Linked DNA regions of Homo sapiens: region 2 is linked to region 1. The links are chromatin loops, found by intact Hi-C in ENCODE. Cell type or tissue: natural killer cell. All regions are shown on one strand. Each heading gives the region's core, and the rest is flanking DNA. Links, peaks and the distances in the headings are about the cores only.

Region 1 (5,382 bases), core at 169-5,168:
ATTAGTGAAAGCATCACCAGAGAAACAGAAGTGGGGAACAAGAGAAGTGAAGCAAAGAAAGAGAGTAAATATAAGAGCTGTATCATTGACCTGACTACTGCTTGCTAGCAAGTACAGCTGATTGATCTTGTGGGACATATGCAGAGAGATGCCATGTGGGTGACTTGTGGGACACATGCAGAGAGATGCCATGTGGGTGACTTGTGGGACATATGCAGAGAGATACCATGTGGGTGACTTGTGGGACATATGCAGAGAGCTGCCATGTGGGTGACTGCACTTCAGGGAGTCTTTCTGGGGGAAAGTAACTCCTTCACTGCCTTCCCTCTCCCCTTGGTCAAAGTCTGCCCCAAGGGGCATGAATTCTCTTGCACTTCTGGTTTGTACAAGCCTAGAAGTGGCCAGCTGATCATCCCACACCTTATTAGCAACTCACACCTCATCAGCAATAGACAAGAAATCCTGGGAAGGAGCCAAGAGGGGCTTGCTGTACCCATGGGTGACTTGAGGGGCCATGGCAGTGGCATCAGAAGTGACATCCAGGTCTACACCTGTGAGAGCAGCACAGGCCATGTTAGATCTGCTCAGCCTGGCAGCAGGCAAGTGCTCAGCCCGGCAGCAGGCAAGTGCACAGGTCTGGATGATGGGTAATCTGAATCCAGTCACGTTGAGCAGTGTAATGTCAGTGCAGCCTGGCCGTTTGACTTGTGTATGCTGCTGGGAAACTTCTTGGGCATGTAAGGAAATACTCAGTTTTCTTTTCCAGTTCCCAGGGTTGAGCATCTTTTTGAGGGGTCTCTCTTATATGGGTGGGGCCTAGCTGAGTGTTCTCTGTGATTGGGGTGAGGGGGGAAGGGTCCAGATAGTGCTACACTAGTGAGATGCTTCTCACAATAAGAGGCAGAGGAGCTGCTGGTGATCGTGGCACTGATCAAGTATTAAGGGCTCATGTCTCTGGAAAGCAGAAGTCCTGGTACCTGAAGCCTTGTCTAACTGTATTCATCCATTTTCACACTGCTGTAAAAATACTACGTAATTTATAAAGAAAAGAGGTTTAATTGACTCCCAGTTCCGAATGGCTGGGGAGGCCTTAGGAAACTTAGGATCATGGCGGAAGGCAGAGGCACATCTTACATGGCAGCAGGCAAGAGAGAGAGCACACGGGGGAAACTGTCACTTTTAAAACCATCAGATCTTGTGAGAACTTTCTCACTATCACAAGAACAGCATGGGGGAAACCACCCCTGTGTTCCAATCACCTCCCACTAGATCCCTCCCTCAGCACATGAGGATTACAATTTGAGATAAGATTTGGGTGGGGACACAGAGCCAAACCATATCGCTGACCTACGGGCAGACTGTGCAAGGCCAGGTACTACCTTCCAGGCCATGCCACATCTCCACCTTCTTTCAGCACCAGTACAAGGTGGAGGGTTTTGGATACACTCCCCTGACCTGGCCTTAAATGAACCCCTGTTTGGGAAGATCCTTTACAGACACAGCACCTCCATCTTCAGGCCAGCTCAACACAGAAGACACATGTTGAAGATCCCAGAGACAGAGTTCTGAGGATACCTTCTCTTCAATTGTGAAGTTTAGATGATATCAAGCAAAGTATTTAAAGTTCTAGAGACTCCTGTGGGCATACATAAGTTCTTTAGGTTTCATTTATACCAGATTTCTCCAATGTGACTCATCTATCAGCTGATTTCCTGCAAGAGGGTGAGGTTTAATCTGGATCCATTGGAGGTTAAGGTATTTAAATAGCTAATGGCCTCCTTGACTACTGACCCCATCACAACCTTCCTTGACCCAACTTATCTCTACACAGTAAAAATAGGCATCATCAAACTGAGAGTACAGAAGGCCTTCACCCATGCAAATGATACTCATAACTAATAATAGCCAATAAACAGTCTTGCCAAGCAGTGGGAGCTAGCTGCTCTAAAGTAACAAACTGGATCTACTTCCCGGAGTAGGGGGTGGAGTAGGTTCCAGTTCCCTCGGAGCATGAGAACTACTCAATCAGGGGCCCCTTTTTAGGCTCTTTATGCAAATCTGTGCACCTCATCTCCTGGCCAGGCTTTTTTAGCTGGGAGTTTGGGGCAGAGGTGCCAGGCCCCCTCCAGCTGTAGAGCTGGGCCCCAGACTTGTTTCGGGAAAGGAAGTGATAGACATGTGATAACAGGGCCATTCCGGCGACTTGCTCAGAACAAAGGGCATCTGATCCAAGTGGACTTGCTGTCTCTACTGCTAGAAAACAGCTACTGTTGGCAATCCTCAAATGGTAATTGTCCCACAAAATGAAAACATAAGAGTCCATTTTCACCAGTCACCCTGTTAGAAAGCAAAGTCACCCTGTTAGAAAGCACAGTCTGGCTCTCCTGCCGAGCACCTCCACACTTTTCTGCTTATGTCCCCGGCAAGCCATGTTTCTAGCCCTTTTTCAAATAGTAGGACTTGAGAATCCTACCTCCTGCTTCTAGCTCCCTCGATCCATGCTCATCCCTAACTTACACACTGGGGTCCCGCTGGCAGCCCACCTCTCTCATTCTGGTACATAGAAACAGAAAGCTTGGATCCTTGAAGCCATGGAGCCAGCCCGGGCACCTGGGCCACGGGAGACGAGCCATCACAGAATGCCCAGGGCCACAGCAGCCTCTCACCAGGCAAACCCATAAGGCAAGCCCTGCCTCACCCGGCTGTTTGGGGAAGATGGGTAGCCTAGGCATGGGTGGGGTCTGATTCTGCACGGTGACTTTGCCATGCCAGGCCCCACATAAAAAGGGCTTCCCACACCACCACAACGTTCATGACCTCGCTTCAGAGCTGTTTGCCGTGACCTACTTCACACTCAGTATTATTCTGTCCACTGAGCCTCCTGGCTGCTGACCTGGGAGCTGACTCACTTTCCTGTTTACAGCCTTGCCTCAACCCTCACTCTTGATGGTGGTTTACATAGTTTCTCTGGCAATGATATTTGCTTCCTTTTTGACTAGAGTTCAGATTCTCTTCTGGCCAGACAGCCTCTGACTATTCTGGTGAAAAATATGCCAGATTGTCCCTGGCCCCCAGGACCCTTTGTCCTTGGTTTGGCTTCTTAAGAGCAGTCTACCTGCCGGACTTGCCTTTATATGATTGGGGTAGCCTCAGTGTAAGAGAGGAAGGTGGGAGAATGGAAAAGGGAGGGAAGGAGCTAGGAGAGGAAGGAAGAACAAGCCCTTTTCTCCTATGAATCCTTAGCGCCATTGATACAGACATTAAAATGAACACCAATTATTTTTCCCCCTTGATTTTTAGATGTGTTTAATCCAAAAGAGCTATAGCAAGTGATGTGAGCCTATTGTGAGCATTCAGACTCGATAGTGCTGTTCTGTAGCCTAACTGGAGTGCCTTTATTTTTCTATGCACAGGTAGGTATTTTCTGACAACTAGTTCTACATTTATATCTCAAATAACTCTTCAGTGAGTACCCAGATTTAATGAGATCAGTGAAGTTTGGAAACACTTCCATCATTAATCTTGTAGTTGACTATAGAACTAAATTAAGTGGCAGGTTCCTTCTGATGGTTACGTACTTCATAGTAATTATAGTTCAAAAATATGATATTTTTGAATCCCTGTTCTGTTGATACCTTCTTGTTTGGGAAATCACCTTACCCACAGCCCTGCCAAAACCTTGGGCTTGGATGGTTGTGTTTCTACCATGTGACCCTCAGTTCAGATGTTTGGACCAGTGGTGGACACTTGAACCTGACACAGGCAGTCCATCAACCTGGCCAGTGACCAACCAGGTTATCTTGCTTGAAAATTTAAGCAAAAGAATATAGAGAGCTAAAGGACATAGTCAGTTGTTGGTGGGTGTGATACTCTTACAGAGTCAGTTCATGCTACATAGGCAAGCTGAGGTTGTGAGAAAGCAGAAACCATCAATAAGCAGAGAAAGCTGGTTTGCAGAGAAGAGGATGCATCAGGCAGGCAGTGAGTGAAGAGATGACATGGACCCAGAAAGACAGATGGGGCACATGACTGGTGCCTGGTGGTTTCTCAGCTCTAGACTCTGAAAGGCCAGTCTATACTCTTATTTCCTGCTTGTCGTTGTCCATGAAATGACTTCTTTGATCTTACAGCAAACCTCAACCCTACCACCTCTTTTTTTGACATAAGGGTTTCTGTTCCTTATAGCCAAAAAACCTTGACTAAAATAGACTACTACGGAGGTGTTGCCAGTAGTGGTTGCAATAGAGAGCTATAAACTTATATCTTCGTCATTAAGCAAACGGTGGAATGTTTTTTAGTTGCTTATTTGGAAGTAGAACTAGGTGTCATTAAAATCTGTGTACATCCATATTCTCCTTGTTAATCATTTAGAACATTCTAGCTTTCCACCCTTTTCTCACTTGTGATAATGGTATTGGTTTCATAGGGTGGGTCTTTAGGAGTGCTGTTTGGGGGAAATAAAAAACACCCGAAGTAAGCTTACATCAAAGGACAAGATTGCTTCTGCTGGTTTATAATGGGTAGACTTTCTGATTATCTGCACCAGGGACATAATCTTGATTGCCTTGTCAAGAAATCCATTGCCCAATTAACTGGAGATTTTTATGGCTGGAGAAACTCCGGATATATAGCATAGGAGGTGGGGCAGGGATGAGAGTGAGGTAATCCACAGTCTGTGTTCCATCTCCAGCAATTACAAGTTGCATTCCTCATCAAATTTAGCTTCTACATCAAACTGGCATTTATCTGGGTGGAGATGTGTAAACAGTGGGTATCCTGGGAATGGAGCTGTGGCTGGGTTTTTTTTTTTAATGAGCTAAAAGAGAGGGCACTATATATGTTTGCATAAAACATACACTGTGTACATTTGCATAAAACGTACACACAAAAGCCAATCTGGGCAATAAAGTCCCAAGTTAAGTAAACTGTTCTGCGGGGAGAGTTTCTGTATCTGATAGAATGGACAGAAAAATGAGCAGCAGTTGGGAAAAGGACACTTGGAGGGTGGTAGAGGGAGAACTCATTTACAGCGAGTGGCAGTGTAGCCATGTGGCTAGACACTTAGGTTCTGGACCCAGACTACCTGGATTCAAATTTCAAGTCCACGGTTTAGAAGCTATATGACCTTGGAGAGGTTACTTCATTTCTTAGTGCTTCAGTTTCTTCATCTGCAAAGTGGAAATAACAATAGTTTCTACCTAATAGGTTTATTGCAAAATTAAAGGAATCAATACATGTATTATGCCTAGAGCAGAGTCTAGTCTGCTTAGTGAATGCTACCTATTTATTATTATTCTGTAAGACATAACCTAGTGTGCCAACCAGATGCAAGATGCAGCAGAACTAAAACTGCATGTGTATTCTATTCTTTTCCTGATGAAA
Region 2 (5,382 bases), core at 178-5,177, 950 kb after region 1:
TGTTGGTCAGTCTGGCCTCGAACTCCTGACCTCGTGATCTGCCTGCCTTGGCCTCACAAAGTGGTGGGATTACAGCAGATCCCAAGTTGACCTCTTTGACCTACAAATCTCAATTTATTTAAAATTATTATTATTATTTTTTTGAAACAGGGTCTCACTCTGTCACTCAGGCTGGAGTGCAGTGGCATAATCTCAGCTCACCACAACCTTTGCCTCCCAGGTTCAGGCAATTCTCCTGCCTCAGCCTCCCCAATAGCTGAGATTACAGGCACCTGCCACCACATCCAGCTAACTTTTGTATTTTTAGTAGAGACGGGGTTTTGCCATGTTGGTCAGGCTGGTCTCGAACTCCTGACCTAGGTGATCCGCCCATCTTGGCCTCTTAACGTGCTGGGATAATAGGCATGAGCCACCGTGCCAAGCCCAAATCCCAGTTTTAACAAGTATCTTCATTGTCTTCATAGTTTGTCCTTTGCATTTTTCCTCCTCCACCGGCTTTTTAGCTTTAATCTATCATAAAAATGTTTCAAACAGCTATGTGATGCCTAGAACTTTCCTTCCCTTTCTCAAAGCCACCATCCCTGAGAAGCCGGTCCATGAACCTCACCCGCTTGCTTCACTCTCTGACTCCACCTCTCACAGTCTGTAAACAGCCAGGGCATGCCAGTGTGACCTCATTTACACATTGCCTTACACAAATAGCAAAATTGTTTTTAGGAATACATGTTATGTTTCATAATACCTCAAAGCAAAGAAATCTCATTTATTTTTTAATCTACATGCATTCAGCAACGTGATTTTTACGGTGAAAGCAGAAAGGGCTCCCACATTGCAGCCCCAGGTGATTCATGGAGAGAAACCACTCCCAGTGGCTGCCCCCTGGGAGGCCTGGTCAAGGCGGCTCTCCCGGTCAAGAAACATCTCATGAGGCTCTCCTTCCACCCAAATATTTACATGAGGCTCTGCCCAGCCACACCCCTTCAGGAGACCAGATGGGCATGACTGAGCTAAAAGAGCACACGGATGAGGATGCAAAAGAGCTAACGCAACCTTGACTTTTCAGAGCTGATTCTGCTTTCAGAGACCATCTAGTCAGCCCATTCACCCAGAGAGAGGAAATGGCATTCACCCAGCGCCTACCTGTTAGTAAGGGGGCAGAGCTAGGGCAGGAACTCACGTTTCCCTATTTGTGATTAACTCATCTTATACGATGAGCTAAACATGGATGAACAAACGTTATTGTATCAATGGGAACTGGTGTAACACACAAACTGCGATTGACTTGGTCAATCACTACTGTCTGACATTGACTCCCTAAACCCCAGTTTCCTCTTCTGTGAAATGGGATATTCACACCTACCTTATGGTGTTTGTAAAGACAAAGAGGGCAGAAGGCATGGAGATGGCCTGCTGCCTATTGACATTCACTATTAAAAGATTCCCTGCTCTTTTGTTGCAACTCAGCCAGCCTCTAGCATTCATTTCAGGTCTGGTGTCTCCCTAAAACATACCAAAAATTGTCTCAAACATTTGAAATATGATTAACTTTATGGGCAACATTAAAATCCTCCTCTTTAAGGTGAATATTTTTCACATTATCTTTCTGCATCGTCTGGGCTAGTCAGAGGACATTTTTGAAAGTGTTTTGTGACTCAGCTGCTGTTTGAAACATCTGGGGCTTATTTTTCACCTTTGAAGAACACAGTACCTCTCACTTCTACCTCTTGTAGAGCATCAAATACACTGGCACATTGGCTAAGGTAACACACATGCAAAAAAAAATTGAGTGAATGATGCCTGGATGGAAACTTCTCCCCAAGAATCTCTTACTTTAGTTTCCAAACATACTCACAGAGGATAAAGGCCCTGCCGGCACTGGGAGGGAACAATAGAGAGGGAGGGAGAGAGTACTCTTCCTTTGTAGGAGGTGGGGAACAATGAGACTCAGAGAGATACAGAGTAATCATGCTTTGGGTTGGGTAAATGGGCCCAGAGCATAGCCTGAGCTTCATGACATTGCCATATGTTCCCTGGCTGAGAGGTGACTCAGAGGCAGGAGTTGTGGAGGAGGTGAGGCCATCCACTATTGACCTAATCTGCCATCAGGCAAGGCCAAGTAAGTGGGCCTGCTGTTCTCCACACCCCCAGTCCCCAACAAGCATACAACACATACTCACACCCCGAAGCTGCAGCCTGTTCTCTCAGGACTTCCCCTTCAAAGCTGCCTTAGTGCTCTTCGTAACCTGATTTCACTTCTAAAAAACATGCTGTAGGGGAGGAAACACCCAGAGAAATCTGTCCCAGCTCTGTATCACCACCCCTCTCACTCCAGATGGTTCTAGTTGCGAAAGTTTGCATTCTGAGCTTTCAGATACGACTGTGCTCCACATCCCCTCCACCCATAGACCTTCGGAAATACCCCACTGTCTGATCAGGGGAACCTCCCATTTGTGTACTCATGTATTCTCAAATTAGGACTATTTACTTTGTCTTGGTATCCTGCACACATTATCACTTTTTAATTCTGACCCTAAGAAGCATGTACTGTTATCCTGGTTCAACGGAGGGAAGATGGAGACTTTAGGGAGATTACTCTCTCAGTAGGAAAACAGAATTCTAACCAGGTCTGTCTCCATAATGTTGCTCGTTCTACAATTAATTTCTCCCTAAACTGAACTCTCAAAAGGAATTTTTATTTTTTCTCTTAGGAAAATGAATCGATGCCCCAAAATTATTTTTAAAGCAATACAATGACATTCTTGGTTGCATATACAAAATCGATTGCCTTCTTTTTTTTTTTACCAATATAATCCCCACTTTGATTTTTGTTTCCTACAGCCCATGTCTCAAAGATGCTGATCCCACCCTCAGATCCAGAATGGGACAAACTAGCATATGAATATCACTTTCCTCTTGGCAGTGATTGGTTCAGAAATGGCCATGTGAGCCAATTCTGGTCAATAAGACTAGAGAATAGATTTGATAATGTCTTCTGGAAGCTTCTTTCTCAGTTTTAAGAAAGAACCACAAATAGTAGTCTCTCTCTCACTGAATGTGAATAAGAAAGAAAGCAGCCACAATGACTACTGATAGCCATCCCACCGTAAGAAGAGCCAGACTTAGGATGAAGCCAACCAGCCAACCCTGGGAATGTCACAGAAGAGAATGAGAGTAATGAGACATCACTTAATGACATCACTAAGACATTGGCTCAACCAACCCTGAGGAACACCCCCCACCTCTGGACTTCCTGCCTTGTAAGCAAAGAAATGTCATATGACGTTAACTGATTTGAATTAGGTTTTCTGTTTTTCACAGCTGAAAGCATCTTTAACTGATGCTGGGATTCACCACATTTCCTGCATCTGCAGAACTAGGCAATCATCATTCACATCTTAAATTATGGTCTGGAGGTACCACACACTCCTTAATCAACAAACAAAATGCAGATTTTGCAGGCGGTGAGTTCCGTGTGGTGCCATAAAGATGGCCACACATTCTTTGTCATTGGGAGGCCATTGAGAGTTGACATAAATTTCCCCTTCTCTTGAATCTGGGCTGGCCTTGTAGTTATTTTGACCAATAGAATGCAGTAGAAGTGACACTTAGTAATTTCCAAGGCTGACCCTTAAGAGATTTTTCAGCTTTTCTATGTGACTTGCAACACTTTCTTGAAACACAGCCACCATGCAAGACATCTACCTACCCTGTGGCCACCAGTCTGTGAAGAGCCCACACTAGCCATAATAAGAGAGACAGAAAGAGGGTCAGGGTGGAATAGCACTGAGGTACCAGATGTGGTAACACCTTTTGAAATGTAGCCAAGTGAAACCAGCAGAAGCAATATAGAACTGAATGACTGCCTAGTAGAGCCCTCTCCAAATTTATGACTCACAAATAAAATGGTGGTTGTTTTAAGCCACTAAATTGTGTGGTAGTTTGTTATATAACAATAGACAACTGGAACTGGAAGAAAACATAGAAACTTCTTTTTCAAAAGCTTCAATAGCAGTAGGAAAGCAAAAGCTTTCTGTGAACGCTTGTCTAAATACAAACTTCATTATCCAGCACACTCTCCTTCAAGTGCCTCAGTTAATCCCAGTTTTAAGGATGTGTGGCCGTGTTATAAGCTGCATATACACTGCACACGAGTGTCTATAAAGATGATGCTGCTTTATCCCATTCCTTTCTGCTTTTCCCTACCACAATTAGATCTCAGGTTCTTATCAAAGTTTTTAAAAGGCCAAACACAGTGGCTCATGCCTGTAATCCCAGCGCTTTGGGAGGCCAAGACAGGCATATCGCTTGAACTCAGGAGGTCAAGACCACCCTGGGCAATGTGGTGAAACCCATCTCTACAAAAAAATACAAAAATTAGACAGTGTGGTGCACACCTGTAGTCCCAGCTACTTAGGAGGCTGAGGTGGGAGGATGGCTTGAGCCCAGGAGGTAGAGGTTGCAGTGAGCCAAGATCACACCACTGCACTCCAATCTAGACAGCAGAATGAGACTCTGTCTCAAAAAAAAAAAAAAAAAAAAGGAAAAGAAAAGAAAAAAATGTATGTGAGAGGGTGATTGATGATCAAAGGGAGCCCACTTTCTTGGTCTCATGAACATTCTCCGTCAAAACACACACATATACAACCCCTAAGTGCCAGTTCTGATTAGACTTGGGTCTTACTATGCTTGGCTTGGCAGGATTGCACTATTGTTCAAACATTTGTCCCATAAAAAATCAGCAGAATTTGAATTAACCACTAGTTTCTTTTAAGCTGAGCTGACATTTTGAGCTACATTTATTTTAACTAGGGATTTATGACAGGAAAGGAATAGTTCTAATTAAATAAGTATTAGCCTCACTGTGAATAATGACCCCTTGGAAGTTTCCCAGTCCCCTAATAGCTAATTAACAGCTCATAACTGGGCTCTCTTTGTATCCCAAGGCAAGTGTGAAAAGGAAGACTTGACTGATTAATGAGATGGGCTCAAACCGGATTAAAAATGAAAATTGGCTTTACGGACTCCAGACCTGCAAATCTACTCTGCGTGAAAAGGAGAGATTATTTTTAAGGCATCCTGGGCGATCGCTGTGGGAAAAGGGAGCACACAGCCAAAGGCATTGATCTGTTAACGCTTTCCCTGTGACCCCTTTCACAGTGGCTGACAGAGGACCAGACAGCCAGCGGTGAGAGAGCTGGCCTCTCCATTGTCATGACGCCTATAGGCTTGGGGTGGAAAGCCAAATAGCCTTCATAAAGACTTGCTCTTCCTTTGTCATGTTTGTATTTCAGACAAATATTAAGGCAGACAGATGGCAAATTAGAAGTCAATAAATACCACTTTCCATCTCTGCCATTCCATTTTAGAATGTGTTAGAAGCCC

What was found. A loop is a pair of places that touch in the nucleus more often than their neighbours do. Peaks named below come from ENCODE experiments on the same cell type or tissue, not always from the same donor. Only the 100,000 strongest peaks of a DNase experiment are listed, where the experiment ranks them.
Region 2: it touches region 1 in a loop (8-fold over the local background); 1 of 110 quality-filtered maps calls a loop at or near these places.

The regions. Positions count from the first base shown.
Region 1 is chr15:39,622,446-39,627,827 of GRCh38, reverse strand. All of the region lies in intron 10 of FSIP1 (fibrous sheath interacting protein 1), which reads left to right. Among named protein-coding and RNA genes, the nearest start is that of THBS1-IT1, 39 kb to the right of the region's middle. RefSeq lists an enhancer at 3,963-4,052. In natural killer cell, for the core only: no CTCF peak of the experiment used is centred there; DNase peaks (open chromatin) are centred at 2,837 and 4,057; H3K4me3 peaks cover 432 bases; H3K27ac peaks cover 5,000 bases.
Region 2 is chr15:38,668,736-38,674,117 of GRCh38, reverse strand. LOC105370775 (a long non-coding RNA gene) reads right to left here and starts at 2,223. Exons shown (of 2, transcript XR_007064584.1): 1 at 2,178-2,223. RefSeq lists enhancers at 637-686, 2,379-2,498, 3,632-3,701. In natural killer cell, for the core only: no CTCF peak of the experiment used is centred there; DNase peaks (open chromatin) are centred at 1,127, 2,307, 3,287, 3,777 and 1 weaker place; H3K27ac peaks cover 3,782 bases.